Linked DNA regions of Mus musculus: region 2 is linked to region 1. Evidence: chromatin contacts called from ENCODE Hi-C or POLR2A ChIA-PET data. All regions are on one chromosome and are shown on one strand. Each heading gives the region's core, a stretch centred on a gene start or an enhancer-like site at or near the end of the contact. The rest is flanking DNA. Distances are from core to core; before and after follow the strand shown. Region 1 has its middle 21 kb from the start of Syt3. Region 2 holds the start of Josd2 (Josephin domain containing 2).

Region 1 (7,389 bases), core at 2,350-4,849:
CTCTCACACACATGTACATGCACTTGCATGCACACATCACACACACACACACACACACACACACACACACACACACACACACACACACATGTCTATGCACTCATGCATGCACACACACTTGTCTGTCCATGCTGCTCAAGGCCCTCTGGTTTTTCAGCTCTGGGTGTTGGTTATGTATGTCCATGGAGACTGCACATACATGATTTTAGAGGAAGAAAGGAAGTACTTTTTCATTTATTCATTCATTCATGGTCATTTAGTGACAGGGTATCACTATGTGGTCTAGACTGGCCTCTCAGTTAGGATCTTCTTGCCTCTGCCTCCTGAGTGCGGGGATGGCAGGTGTGTACCCTGCCCCCAGCCCATCCAAGTGTTTCCACCTCTTTTCCTGACCCTGAGTAGACACACATGTCCTAGGGGAACCTGAGCAGTCATGCTAACAACGGCATTGCTCAAATCGTTGTCAGGAAACCCCCAAGTGCCCAGATGTCCAGCAAAAGAAAATGGAAAAACAAAACCAAACACAAGGGACTTCTGGGATACCACTGCCACTCTACTACAAGACATGGAACAGAGGTCTTTAAATTCATCTGGATGCATTTCTAAGGCAAAGTGTAGAGCTAAAAAAAATCCAAGTTGCAAAACAGTGTGTACAGTCCGGCTGTGTTCACATTAAACTTTCATAAACTGGCCCAAACAATGGCAGGTATTTACTCTATAACACTAGTCATTGGATAAGTAGATATGGGTATGGATATGGATATATATTACATAATGCACAAGAGGACAATCCATTATTATTTGAACACATTCTGCATATATATGTATATATAGTGGACACCAACCTCTGGCCTTCATGGTTCTTCCTTCCCACACATACATGCAGCAGACACACAATTTAGAGACAAATGGTTAGAAAAAAAGGCTTGCAGTCACTTAACAAAGCCTAGATCCAGCCAGCGCCTCTACATTTTGAAGAATGGAGGGCTTTTTGAGGTTAGGGTCTTTCACAGAACCCAGAGATCGGCTCCTCTTGATAGCTAACTTGACCTAAGTATCCATTCTCTGTGTCTCCTGAGTCCGGGATTCCAGACAGCCATGAAGCCCTCTTAGCTTTTGTGGATTCTGGGGATCCAACGTCTGATGCTCACATTTGCACAGCAATCACTTTTTCTACTACCTGCCCAGCTTTAAAGCCACAAGCAACCATCAACTGACTTCTGGTTCCCTTTGTACCTGAGGGCACAGCCATTGCTACCTCAGCTGGATGTGAATGCTGCCTTGGGTGGGTACAGGGCCCTGGACTTTATCTCCTATTCTCTAAGATCCAGTTGAAAATAAAAGTCCAAATGGTCAAATATTTGTATAATGCCTACAGGGTAAACCTGCTTTGATTTCTTCTTAGTTACAGTGATACATCCTGTGAGACCTTCAGCACTCTTAGTTAAAGGGAAACCTTGCCTGGCATTTTTAGTTACTGGGCGGCAACACTGGTCTGAATCACCTAGCCAGCCATTATCAGCAACTTCAATTCCTCCTTCTTCTCAGCTTTGCTTGATTTTTCTTAACCCACCCTAGTTGACATTCTGTGCTCATCTGTCCCCAGCAAGGTTAAAAGTGTCACTTGTTTTATCTCCTGCTCTCTCCAAAGTTCCCATAATGTCTGACATATATCATTATACATAGTCAATGTTTGGTGAATAAATCAACAAGAAAACACCCCTCCCCCTCCCCCTCCCCACATGCTTCTTCACATCACTGTGTGGGCCGGAGGAAGAGACCAGAGGATCAGAAATACTGTCACAAATCTAGAAGCTGGGTGGAGAACTTTCACATCACAACTGCAAATTAAGGTGACAACTTACCAAAGTGACTCAGAGAAGAGTCTCGGGTTCACCTGATTCTTGGTTCATCTAGGGGTCTGCCATCAGGCTGAAAGGTGGGTCTTGTTGGGACACACACACACACACACACACACACACACACATTTTGTTCTCCCAGGGTCTCTGCTCTCTGCTCACTATTTTGCTCTTGTCTGTCACCCTCGTCTCATTTCTTCTCTGATTGTCCTCCTCTCTGTGACTCGTCTCTTTGTGTCCATCTTTCCTGGTGTACCTGGGTCATGTTCTTTCCAATGATGTCTGCCCACCTCTTAGACCAGGTGCTACCTGCTGCTGACTCTGCCCACACCCTTGCTCTCTTCTCTCCTCCTTCCTCTCCCCTTTTTCTCAACCTCTCTCTGTCTCTGTTTCTCTGTCTCTCTCTCCAAGTTTGCTGCCCTCTCCCATGTCTTGCCCCACTCCTCAGCTATTGTCTTGGCTCTCCAGCGTCTTCCCTGTCTTTTCCCTGCTCACTCTCTGCCTGTCACCATGGCCCCCATTTTTATCACGGCCACCTTCTCTATTCCTGTCCTCCACACCGTTATCACCTCTGGCCTGTCTTCCCTGTCTCTGTGACTGCCACCGTCTCCTCTATATCTGCTCATTTATCTCCTTCCCCTTTATCATTGTCTCCTTGGTCTTAGTCTGTTCTGTCAGTCTGTGTGTGCTCCCTTGGACACTATTCCTAGAGCTCTTTGTCTCTATCTTGGCCTGGGAACCTTTGTCTCAGCTGTCCCAGGTCTGGTGCTAACACATCCACCACGTTCCTTTCTCTGCTTCCTTTAACTCTATCCTCTCTGTTCCTATCAATACCATGTCTGACTCCATCCTTTCTCGTCTCTGTCCTGACCCTGTCCTCAGACCCTACCTCAGGGCCCTCCATCTGACTCTGACCCATCCTTCTATCTCTGTCCCTTCCATCTTCCTAACAACCCCATCTGACCTTTCTCAGTACAACCACCATCTCCTGGCCTCTGATGTTTCCCGGATGCTATCATTGTCTCCCTGTCACCTCCTGCTTCTCCTTGGCTGTAGTTTAGGCCTTGGGTTCCTGTGAGCTGAGCATGTGGGAGGTCTGTGACCCTGAATAGCTGTTTCTCTCAGTCTGTGTCTTATGGTCTCTCTGTACTTCTGTCCCTCAATGGGACTTTTAAAAGGCCACCTACTTTCCTGAGCCTTTTCTTAGAGTGCCACCAATCAGTCGGGTAGTTGGTCTGGCTGTCCCTATCTGGCCTCTCACGTCACTCCTCATCTCACACATTTTCCCGCCTTTTGTCTCCAACAAGCCCATGAGAGCATGGGCGCATGCGCAACAACCTATGTTTTTCTGAGGGGAGGGGGCGGCTCGCGTGCTTCTGCAAGCCGGCTTGGCAACTACTGACGTCACAAAATGGGTCCCTCTTATTGGCTGCATTTCATCAGGGAGGTGGCCATGCGTTGCCAAGCGCTAGGCGCAAGCAGAGAACCCTAGAAACTCGCGTTGTCATGGCAACTCTGCTTCCAGGAGACTCCTTCGCTATTTCCGCTAATCTGATTGGGCAACTCTTGGCTTCATGCCTGCTTCTGATTGGATGTCAAAGAATTTGGCTGCTTCCTTTCAGTACTTTTCCTCTCTCCTCTAGGGAGCAGGGCAGTGTGACTTAGAGTCTCCAAGGGAGTGCGAGGAGCGTCGGCCATGACACCGGAATTCGGCCTGAGTCAGCTGACTGGGCTGGCTTTCTTACACGCAAGTTCCCGCGCCTCCGGTTAGAGGACACCAAAGAACGCCTGGCTCTTAAAACCTTGGTGACTGATGGCATCATCAGAGATCCGCTGGCCATTGGCGCCCTCTCTTCTGGCTAGCACCCAGAGGCTTTGCGGACTATAACCGGAAAGGAGAAACCCGTGTGTCCAGGAAGTCAGGAACCTGTTCTCAAGTCCTTAAACATGCAAAAGATGGCATTATTGTTATCTTTTATAACCATGTGACCAAATGTGCCCACTCAGAGTAGACACCTTAGCTAGGTCTAGACACCTATCTTTGTTTTGCCTAACAGTTGTTATCTATGATTTTCTTTTCTATTAATAAAAATTTTTAAAATTACCAATTGTAAGCTTTTAGAAAAAAAAAGTCTAGTGACAGACAGTACAGAGAGTTTCATTCGCCTCTCAACACCTCCCCCCAACTTCCGCTATTATTAATATCCTCATAGCAATAGGAGACATTTGTTTCAACTGGTGAGACCACATTAACATAGTGTTGTGTTGGATGATCTTGACAGGATCTAGAATCACCAAGGAAATAAGACTCTAGCCATGCCCGGGAGGGGTTATCTAGGTGACTCACTGTTCCAAGCTGCCACCACCCAGACTTCCCTGCCAGGGTTTGCTGTATTCCCAAACCGTAACAATGGACCCTCCCTCCCTCCCTCCCTTCCTTCCTTCCTTCCTTCCTTCCTTCCTTCCTTCCTTCCTTCCTTCAACTGCTTTGGTCCCCAGTTTTGTCCCAGCAGTGTAGAGTAGCTAATACATTTTTTGTTACTGTTGCCTCTCCGCCCTGGTCATAATGAATAGAGCTGTTACAAACACTCTAACATGTTTTTAACTCTTCTGGGTTAATGCCAAGAAGCAGGATTGAGGCTCCAGATGCTATGAGTGCACTTAGTTCTTGTAAGAAAAAGGTCAAAGTATCTTCAAAAACAGGTTGTGACTTGGCGTTCCCACCCACAGCAAAGGAGTGCCTGTGGCACTTTGTATCCTTGCAAGCATTTGGTGATACTGATGTGTTAGATTTGGGACTGGGATGGTTGGAGTGAGAATGGCCCCATGGCCCATTGATTTGCAAGCTTTGTCCCCAGTTGATAAACTCTTTGGGAAAGGGTAGGAGGTGTGGCCTTGTTGGAGGAGGTATGTCGCTGGGTTTGGCCTTTGAGGCCTTCCCCCACCCCCTGCCTGTTGTTTATGGATATAAAGCTCTTGGCTATTGCTCCAGTGCAATGTCACCATGATGATAATGAACTAGCCCTCAAAAATGCTTGCCCCTAGTTAAACGCTTCCCTTTATAAGAGTTGCCTTGGGCATGGCGTTTATTGTTTTAAAATTTGAAATTTGCTGATGATATACAATATTGGACATATTTCTATGCACTTAACATGTTTAACATTGTGTGTGTGTGTGTTTTCATGCCACAGCACGTACATGAAAGACAGAGCTTGACATTGTGTGTCTTCTTCAATTGCCTTCTACCCTGCTTTGTTTTGTTTTTGAGACAGGGTCTTTCTACGTAGCCCTGGCTGGCCTTGAACTCACAGATATGTGTCTGCCTCTGCCACCGGAGTGCTGGAATTAAAGATATGTACCGGGCTGGTGAGATGGCTCAGCGGGTAAGAGCACTGACTGCTCTTCCAAAGGTCTTGAGTTCAAATCCCAGCAACCACATGGTGGCTCACAACCATCCATAATGAGATCTGACGCCCTCTTCTGGAGTGTCTGAAGACAGCTACAGTGTACTTACATATGATAAATAAATCTTAAAATATGTACCACCACAGCTGGCTTTCCACCTTGGTTTTTTGTTTTGTTTTTTGCTTGTCTGTTTTTGTTTGTTTGTTTAAGACAGGGTTTCTTACTGAATCTGAAGCCTGACATTTCAGCTACACTGGCTGGCCAGAGAGCTTGTGGGATCTTCTTGCTTCTCCCTCCCTGGCCGTGTGAGACCGCAGGTGCACTCGACTGCACTCAGGCTGCGTCTGAGCTCTGGTTCATAGGCTTGGGCATCGCGGGCTTCGTGCACTGAGCTGTTCCCCCACCACAGGGATGGATGTGTGATCTTGATTGTCAACGTGATTGGACCCAGACGCACCTAGGAAATTCATAAAACACACCTTTGGATGACTGTGAGCTGTGGGTCTGGATTCAGGGTCACACACATCATAGGTACACAGGCACTCATCCACTCTGCGCTCCCGGCTTCCGGATATGAGCCGCTTTGCCCTATCAAGATTGACTGGAACCTTTGTAACCATGAACCGACACAAACCTCCCTTCCCTTGTTTGATCAGGAATTTTGTCATTGGCAGCAAAACTATCTGTGTACCATATTTAGTAAAGGTCGAGACCTTTTCTTCCTTTGTAAATTGAGTTAAGTGTTTACTGTTGTGTTGTCTTTTGTGCCCTGTCTCAGTTGGCCCAGGCTGACTTTGGAGATTCTATGTAGCTGAGATTGACCTTGCCCTTCTGTTCTGGTCTGTATCACCTGACTGCTAGGGCAACGGGTGTGGGCCGCTGGGGCTGGCTGGGTTGTCTGTGTTCTTTTTTGCTGGGGAGGTTTCAGAGTTTTGATGGGGGAAAGGGGGAAACAAGTCTTTACCTGCTGTTTTGCAAAGAATTATTTTTTCATGATCTGCAACTCTTCAATTTTCTTTTTAAAAATCACACATATATATGTGCCCACTATTTGGTGTACATGTGCCATAACATGTGGAGGTCAGAGGACAAGTTGTAAAGTTGGTTCTCTCTTTCCACTATATGGGGGCCTGGGATCAAACTCAGGTTGTCGAGCTAGGCAGCAAGTGCCTTTACTGAGCCTTCTTTTAATTCTCTTAATTCCTGATTTTCTTCCTTTCTTTTTTTCCTTCCTTCTTCCTTCCTTCCTTCCTTCCTTCCTTCCTTCCTTCCTTCCTTCCTTCCTCCCTCCCTCCCTCCCTCCCTCCCTTCTTTCCTTCTTTCTCATATACGAGTACACTGTTGTTGTCTTCAGACACACCAGAAGAGGGCATCAGATCCCACTACAGATGGTTGTGAGCCACCATGTGGTTGCTGGGAATTGAACCCAGGACCTCTGGAAGAGCAGTCAGTGCTCTTAACCGCTGAGCCATCTCTCCAGCCCCCATTAATTCCTGATGTTCACACCGTCCCTCTTCATCCAAAATCCACATGCTTTGTGTAGTCCCTACCAGGCACTCATGTGTCAGGCCTATCCAGTCAGAGTTTTTAATCACCCTGAGCTTCTGCAAATGGGCATGTGGCCCAAGTGAGAGTGAATTGTGGGACTTTGATCTCAACATTCAGAACAGATCCCTTGGAGCTGGTGTTAGAGGTAGTTGTGAGTGGCTTCACACAGATCCAAATCCTCTCCAAGAGCAGCAAGCGCTTTTAAACAGTGAGCCATTTCTCTAGTCCCTTAAGTTTGTCTGTTTTCAAACAACTTTAATAAGGTTTGGTTTATATATATAATAAAATGTGCAGGCTGTTTTGTTTTGAGTCAGGGTCTCATGTACTCCAGGCTGGCTTCAACTTTTATGTAGCCCAGGCTGGCCTTAAATTCCTGCTCTTCTTATCTCAGCCTCTCCTGGAGTGCTAGGACGCAGTGTGCACCACCATGTCAGACTCTGGTTTTACAGAGATCCTTGTGCACATGGGTTCAGGACAACATTATTCACAGAAACCGAAAGGTGAGAGGAGATGCCTCTGTCAACTGATGACTGAGTGTCTCTGAGGATGTGGTGCAATACGGAGGGCGTGGCTAACA
Region 2 (7,389 bases), core at 2,868-5,367, 62 kb before region 1:
AGCACACCCTGAGAAAATAGCAGCCACTGTGCCAGCTTCTTGAGGTTGCTGTGAGGAGTGTCCAAGCCACTGTCAACAGTGGTAAATACCTTGCCTAGGCTGGCCTTCTCTTACTTTGAAAGGCCCTATGACTTTACCCAGCTACCCAACACATCCAGGGACTTTGTTCCTGAGGGGGCCAATTATAGCCAGTCCTGTCTGCTGCCTAGTTCCCCCTGCGCCTGGGAAGTCAAGGGGTATGGTCACAGGCTGCTGGACCCATGGTCATCTTTGGGGACTACTGTCCTTCTCACTGATGGTCTAAACCTTAAAGTGGAGTGATCCTTGCTTCTGCTTATATTATTCTGATTTTGGGAGGCGACATGTTGGTTTTTGTTTTCTGTCTCCCTATGGGTACTGGCCTGTGACCGAGAGCAATCCCCAGGAGCTGAGCCCAGGCACAAATAACAAAAGAGCAGATTTATTGAGGCAGCAGTGGTTGGGGGAGTGGGGACCCTAGGGCAGGGTGCAGGCCTCCTGAGGCCTGGAGCTGCAGGCCCTTCCAGGCACTGGACACTTAGGACTGTGGGAGCAGGCAGCAGATCAGCTTGTGTTCAGCCAGCAGCCGGCCTCCTCCACCTCCTTGGTCACCACCAATAGCACCTCGCACAGGCCTTGGGCCAAGGCAGCTGCCAGGAAGGTCCTGAGGGGGAGAGTGGAAGACTGAGGTCTCAGCAGTCCAGGCGGGTCCATCTCCTTGCAGGGCAGTTCCAGTGTTGGCCCCAGCCTGTCACTCTCTTTACCACTCACCTGACTCCATCCTCGTCCCCCAGGGCTTCAGGGGCCCGGAGCTTTGAGTCCAGATTATAGTAGATGCCATCTACCTGTCGCAGGGCCACCCAGTGTCGGCGGCGCAGTGGCAGGGACAGCAGCCCCAGCGACACAGGAGAGGGTAGGTTCAAGATCAGGCCTAGTACCTGGGGCAGGGCCAGCTGGGACAGGGGTCTGGGGAGGGGAGGGATATAGCATGAGGCCCCAGAGTCACTGAGGTCTGGGTTGCGGGCCACAGAGGCACTTGGATCCTGCTTCCTTCTCCAGAATGAGCGTCTATTCACTCACTGACCCATTACCCTCTTATCTGTCAACTCCAGCTTTGGTTTGTTTAGGCAGGGTCTCGGGTATCCCAGATGTGCACCACTACAGCAGTTGATGGAGTGCTGGGGATGGAATCCTGGCCTCATATGTGACGGGGAAGCCTTCTGCCAATGGAACCCCAGAACCTCAACTTTTTGTTGTTTGCCCTTTTGACCCAGGCTCTCCATATGCAGTCCAGGCTGGCTTCCCGCTTAGTCCTGCCTTGGGCCAACAAGATGGCTCCACTACTCTTGACTAACTTCTGTCTTTCCCACCTTAATCGTAAGTTACTCATTTGGCTACCCTTTGGACTGGTACCAAGTTTATAAGTTCAGCCCATCGTTCAGTCAGACCCCATCTGCCATAGCCTCCCTGGCTCCCTTCAAGCCACCCTCTGTGTCATCCCACACGCCCAGAGGCAGTGCAGCCCACAGCCTAGGCCCTACCTCCTCCTGTCCCACCACACAGCGGCCAGGCCCAGGCCCTGCAGGGCAGCCATGATCACGTTGACATCATAGTTGCCGGTGCCCAAGAGACTGCGATGGGGGTTCAGCCGGGAATCTGGGGCTAGCCTGGGAAGGAGGGGGCAGAGCCAAGGTTTGAAATCCTGGAAAGGCCTCCACCTTCCCACATGATAGGAGAGGCCCAGAGCCTGGCCTTTGACGCGTCTCTCTTCAACCCCCACACAGTTTATCATCCTCACGTCCTGTTCTCCCTCCACCCCTGAGCCCTGTACTCTTAGACTGGCTAAGGCTTTATCTTTTCCCACTCAGAAACCCTTCCCAGCCTCTAGTCTCTCCCTCTAGCCTACCTTCAACTTCCAGGAGCCTGAGTTGCCCTGCTCCCTTCCTACTTCCACTTCTCCCGTGACTCCCAAGTGCTCTGGACAAAGTCCCTGCCCCTCCATTCTTCCCACTCGTCACGGTCTCTCTCCAGACCAGCTTCAGATGTCATTTCTTCTGGGAGAGGAGCCTTCAGACCCAAGACTGTGCTCAGAGTCCCTGGGTGATAGTCACATTCATGCCGCCATATCTGAATACAGAGTGCCCCTTTCTTTTGGGAACACCCTGCCCTACCCTGCTCAGAGGCATCCCTAGTGCCCTATCATCCCAGGACAGACGCCCACCTCCTCCAGTGGCAAGCAGGCCCTGCATAGCCTCAGCACCAGCTCTTAGCAGCCACCCATCCCAGATGTCCCTGTGCCCAAGCCTTCCCTCTAGCTCTCCCCAGCTCTGTGGCCCTGCTCCTCTGTAGGCCTGGACCCTTGGCGAGCAGTGTCAAGAGGGAGCCACTCATGTCTGCAGCTCTCCCAGCCTTCTCCCCCTTGTGACATCTGCCTCAGCTCGAGCTGCTCAGCATGTCCCTGGAGAAAGAGCTGGAGAAAGAGAGATGCGTATGTTCTAAGTAAGTCTGAAGTTTACAGATGAGGGCTGCCTGTGGATCTGGGCAAGGACTACAGGCTGGGGTGTCTATGTGCCCATAGAAGCACCCTGCAGCCTAGAGGTGGGAATGGGGAGAGAGATTCAAGAAAGTTTCTTACAAAAGTGATGGTTGAAATTGTGAGGCGCAAACAAAGGGACCAAGAAGGGGAAAAAAATGCCTTGTGTAACATGGGAACAGCCTGTTGGAGGCCTAGGAGTACATCGAAGGATGAAGCTGCAGAAAGGTAGGCAAGGACCCGAGCACACAAGGCCTTGAGTTCAGCCTGAAGGCCCGGGGCTAGTCCCTAGGAGTTCTGGGGAACCAAAGAGGGATAGAAGCAGAGGAGGGGGCAAGCAGCTGTGGGGCTGTGTGTAGGACGACCAGGAGAAGAAAAACAGACAGCTGGGAGGTTGTGACAGAGGCTCAGATAAGAGAGGTTGAGGCCAAAGCTGGGGCTGAGGCTGTGAGAAGCAGCAGGTGGGAGGGCAGGCAACAGCTCCTGGATCGGAGCCTTGGCCCTGCTAGGGTCCCAGGAAGGCTCCCGTGCCTCTCTGAGCCCTGCTCTTCCAGGGCGGGGAACAATGGCAGTCACCTCTTGCAGATTTCGTCGGCAGCCTCCTGGCTAAAGAGCTGCTCTTGAAGGACGTTGTTGAGAGCATGGACAGCACACAGCTCTAGCCGCTGCCGCTCATGATACACTGAGGGTGGACTCGGCCTTGCTTCCGGAGCCTGAGACATGCCCTCCTCAGCTCCTGCTGCGGGGTGGGACAAGGAGGTGTTAGGCACCTAGGATCTTGCTCATTCGGTTCTCTAGATTCCTGGGTCCCTGGGCAATGGACATTGAGATGGGCACTGGGGCTAGCTTAGGAGGCCGTGAGGCCCTGACCCTATTTCCCAGGCTGTCTCCAGAGCACAGAGACACCTTTTGAGCCCAGTCCTGGGAGTGGGGGGAGTAGAGGCTCTCATCTGCTCACCTGGCAATAGAGACCCACCCCCACTACATGTCTCCAAGCAAAAGGGTCCTGATCATCATCACCTAGCAATGGACTACCACCCCTTCTGTCCCTAGGAAACAATACCTTTTTAGTTCCCAAGCAACAGAACAACCCCACCCTCTGGGTATCCTGGTCCGTTTTCTGATCACCTAGCAATGGAGGACTCCTCCTTTCCCGTCTCTGGGTAACAGGGTCTCTTCTGGTCGCCTAGCAACGAAAGACTTCCCCTCCTCAATAACCAGGGTTCTCGCCTCCCTTCACCTGGCAACGAGGCCCTCTACCAGTTACTAAGCAACAGGAGCCCCCACCTTTTCCTGTCACCTGGCAACCAGGCACACTCCCACCCGCCTTTGCTTGTCGCCCGCCTGGCCCTCACCCCGCCGGCCTTTCTGCTCCCCGGGACCGACCGCTTTCGCATTCCCTAGGCAGCGACCGGGTGGTAGCACGCTGACTGAGCAGGCGAAAGGGACTACAGCTCCCGGCGACTTGCGCGCGCCGAACTGCGATTCCCGAAGGCCTCCGTAGGGCGTCTAAATAGGACGCGCAGTCCGGAAGTCCTCCGGGGCTGCTCTGCCGCGTGGGACTACAACTCCCATCGGACAAAGCAGCCAGTTCTCGTTCTCTCCCAGGGCTCACTGCTGCCTAGAGGTTTCTGGGAGTTGTGGTAACGAGTGATCTCGCGATAGCTTTCAGGGGGCTGGTTTGTGTATGAGCTCGCACGCTGCTGCTATGGCGTCATACTCAGTGTGTAGCTGAAGCGTGACGACATAGAGGTGGGGACAAGGAACCAAAGAGGCCAAAGAGAACAGTGGGCTGAACTCTGATGTTTACTGGGACCCATAGTTGTCAATATGACAGTAAGGGTAGTAGGGGAGGAGACTCAGCAGAGGTGGATCCCAGGTCTGGAGGTGAGCTGACAGCAGCCTGTGGGGAGAATGAAAAACTAGGATGACAACACAGACACATGCAGGTGGCCATGGTGGACGTGGGTTTTGGAAAAGGTAATGTGGTACAAGTCAAGGAGGATACTCAGAAAGAGATGTGGCATGTGGATGTAGAGACCTAGAGGGGGACCCAGATGCTGAGAGAAAGCGGGGCGGGGAAAGAGAGGCTCATAGAGCCTGGGAGTGAGAACTAAGAATGAGAAAAGACAGAAAACTGGGGTTGGGACACCCAACATGTGAGCTCTGCCGAGCACAAACGCCAAGGGACCCTTGGAGGGGCCTGCCGCACCCAGTAGGCTGTGCCAGAAGGCTGTAACAGTAGCAGAGCCGGTGACAGCGCCAGGCTGGGCTGGGTTCTCTCTGTGGGTGTGCACGGCAAAGCTGCGACCTGAAGGCCCTGGGGGTCCTAGCAGCTCCACATCCACCACGTGCATGTCGGTGAGGCTGCAGCCGGCAGAGAAGTGCAGTCAGTCCACCCGGAGTGTACACAGCTGTGCCACCTACGCCCTGTGCTTACCTAAGGTCAGCCACAAGCACCCCAATGACACGGTCGAAGCCTAGACTGGGGGCAGCCAGGGCAGCAGCTGCCATGGTGTTAGAGTTTCGGGGGGCCAAGGGACAGAGCCCACGCACAGGGCCCTCATAGAGCACTGTGCGGGGCCCACTACTGTGGGCTGCAGCCAGGGGTCCCTCCAGCCGGAAGCCATCAGGATGTGTGGCCATGGTGACTCGAAGGCTCTGGAAGCAATGGCAGGGTCAGGAGATTGAGACTCTTACATGTTCCGTCTGGCAGCCCAGACAGTCCTCACCTGGAGGCCTCCGGCTGCATCCAGTCTGCTGATGTCTTCACTGCCCCATAGGGCCCCTCGGGCCACAAACACAGTGTGGCCCCAGCGCTTTGAAGCCTCCAGGAGCTGCTGCTCTGTGGTCTGGTCAGCCAGAGCTGAGGGGGATCCCACCTTGGGACACGGATGGTAGAGAGAGGCAAGGCCAAGACCCAGATTACTGCTGGAGGGTGGGATGCAGCCAACACAGAGAGGGACTCACTGAGGGGCAAGGAGGCTCACCAGGAGGTTTGCATGGCGAAGGATTTGTGCCCCAGATTCATGGATTATTTTGGGGTGGGCCACTTCTACCACAAGGTCAGGGTGCCTAGGAAGAGAGACATGGAGGGGGAGGGCCTTGGAGAAGAGTCAGGTCTCCTGTCTCCCAGGTCCTCAGGGTTTGGAGGGATAGCACTGCTTACCCTGGCTGAGGGAGGGGAGTGGGATAGTGGGTGCATTCTAGTTTCTCTTTATATGCACTGAGACTCAGAAAGGGTCAAAGGGTTGTCTGACACAGGGAGGCAGGAAGCAGCTTTGGGGAGGCTCCTTCTGTGGGGCGCTGACCTTTCCTCAAGGGCAGTGAGGTCTTGGAGCTGCAGGGCAGGGGGCACACTCCCTGCCATCCGTCCAGGGTCACGGTTCCACACAAAAACAAGTTCTAGGCCCAGTTCTGATCCCTGAGCCAGAAGGCGGGACACAAGGGACTGTCCTGCAGAGACAGGAGGGCTAGGGATCCAAGGAAAGGAGAGAGACCCTCCCCTCCTAAGTCAGGGAGATTGGGGGTGGGGGGGGGTCAGGGACCTAGAGACAGAATACAGTCAGAAGCCCAGAGAGGAGAGGCAGACAGACACACAGACAGAATACATAGAAACCTAGAAAGGAGAGACAGAGATGCCCCACATACACAGAGACACATACACACAGAGACAGAGACACAAAGACCCAGACACACACACAGAGATGAGAGCAAGAAGAAAGACAGACAGAAGATGGGAGAGAGAAGAGGGGAAGGTGGGGGGGGGGAGAGACAGAGACAGACAGACCTTGGAGACCCAGAGAAAGGACAGAGACCTAGAGAGAGGCAGATACCCAGAGATAAACACTCTCTCAGAGGGAGAGACACAGAGAGACAGAGGGAGGCCCAGTGAGTGGGCAGAAGGCAGGCTGGGCTGGCAGGCTGGGGTGAAAGATAGATGGAAGCAAATGTTTCTGGAACATTAGGAACAGGGCATAGAAAGAGACCCCAGGCCAGGTCTTACTCACCCAGGCGGCCATAGCCCACCACCCCCACCTTGTAAGGAACTTGAGGGAGCGTACTGGTGGCCATGGTCTTTAACAAGGTACCCTGCTGTGGGGGATCTGCTGTGCTTGCTGGCCCCTGTACCAGGCCTGACAGTGAATGAACTTTGGACTTTGACCCCTGACTCTCTCCACTGAGGGAGGGAACAGGATGGGGAGGGTGTCCTTTTCCAGCCCTCTGCCCTCCTGCTGGCTGGCATGGTGGCTTGGAAGCTAGGCCTTGCATGGCCCTATGTGCCCACTACCCCACGGCCTCCTGAGCAGCCCACATTCTCCCATTCCTGCTGAGGTAGAAAATTCCCTTTACAGCCCCCCTCCTCAGTCTGGCCAGCAGGTTGTCATGGAGACTGCATTTTCCTTGGGATGGGGGAAGAACTGGGGACAGGAATTTAGGTCTCCCACCAAGCCCCTTACAAACCTCTTGATCTCCTTTTTTTCCCCCCTCTAAAGTCTAAGTGGAAAGGTCTGGCTGGAATGTATGTGGTCCTGCAGGCCCCACCTGTGTCCTGTCTTTCCCAGTCCTCCGTGCTCCTCAGTCCTGGCTGGAGTCCCCTTCTTCACTCCAGTGTCTGATTGTCCTTGAGCTCACCTTAACTGTCCACCATTCATTCCACCTTGAGGCCACAATCTCCAGCCTCTTTGTATTCTTGGTCCCCTGACCCCCTCCTGTCTCCTTTCCTGTCCATGAAGAAGGGACCTGCATGGCTTGGGGAGTCTCTGAGTGTCCCAGGATGAGCCCAGCCACTGGCTGGCAGGCCTGGCATGGGACATGTCAGGCTGCAGCAGGCCAGC

The links. Hi-C counts contacts between places; a loop is a spot of excess contacts on that map. ChIA-PET counts read pairs that join two places held with the same protein, here RNA polymerase II (POLR2A).
Region 2: a map of CH12.LX shows a loop between it and region 1 (4-fold over the local background). The contact joins the promoter of Josd2 here to the enhancer-like site in region 1. A Hi-C loop is called at or near these places in 7 of 37 maps with a recorded cell type or tissue (CH12.LX, T-helper 1 cell, T-helper 17 cell and 3 more). POLR2A ChIA-PET finds 5 or more read pairs at or near these places in 3 of 5 experiments (Patski and embryonic stem cell).

What each region holds. Positions count from the first base shown.
Region 1 is chr7:44,401,846-44,409,234 of GRCm38, reverse strand. No RefSeq gene overlaps it. Among named protein-coding and RNA genes, the nearest start is that of Syt3, 21 kb to the right of the region's middle. Within about 2 kb of position 3,599, at least 1 of the 3 ENCODE cell types and tissues checked has a DNase peak (open chromatin) inside an H3K27ac peak, as active enhancers do; it is heart, where a contact is called at or near this core.
Region 2 is chr7:44,464,708-44,472,096 of GRCm38, reverse strand. It overlaps Josd2 (Josephin domain containing 2), which reads right to left and starts at 4,117. Exons shown (of 5, transcript NM_001205071.1): 1 at 3,907-4,117; 2 at 3,128-3,290; 3 at 1,560-1,685; 4 at 790-984; 5 at 439-682. The coding sequence starts at 3,273. The coding sequence ends at 583. It overlaps Aspdh (aspartate dehydrogenase domain containing), which reads right to left and starts at 6,662. Exons shown (of 7, transcript NM_026690.1): 1 at 6,562-6,662; 2 at 5,863-6,007; 3 at 5,542-5,626; 4 at 5,284-5,433; 5 at 4,992-5,212; 6 at 4,764-4,918; 7 at 4,346-4,454. The coding sequence starts at 6,625. The coding sequence ends at 4,411. Mir7052 (microRNA 7052) reads right to left here and starts at 1,750; the gene lies at 1,686-1,750.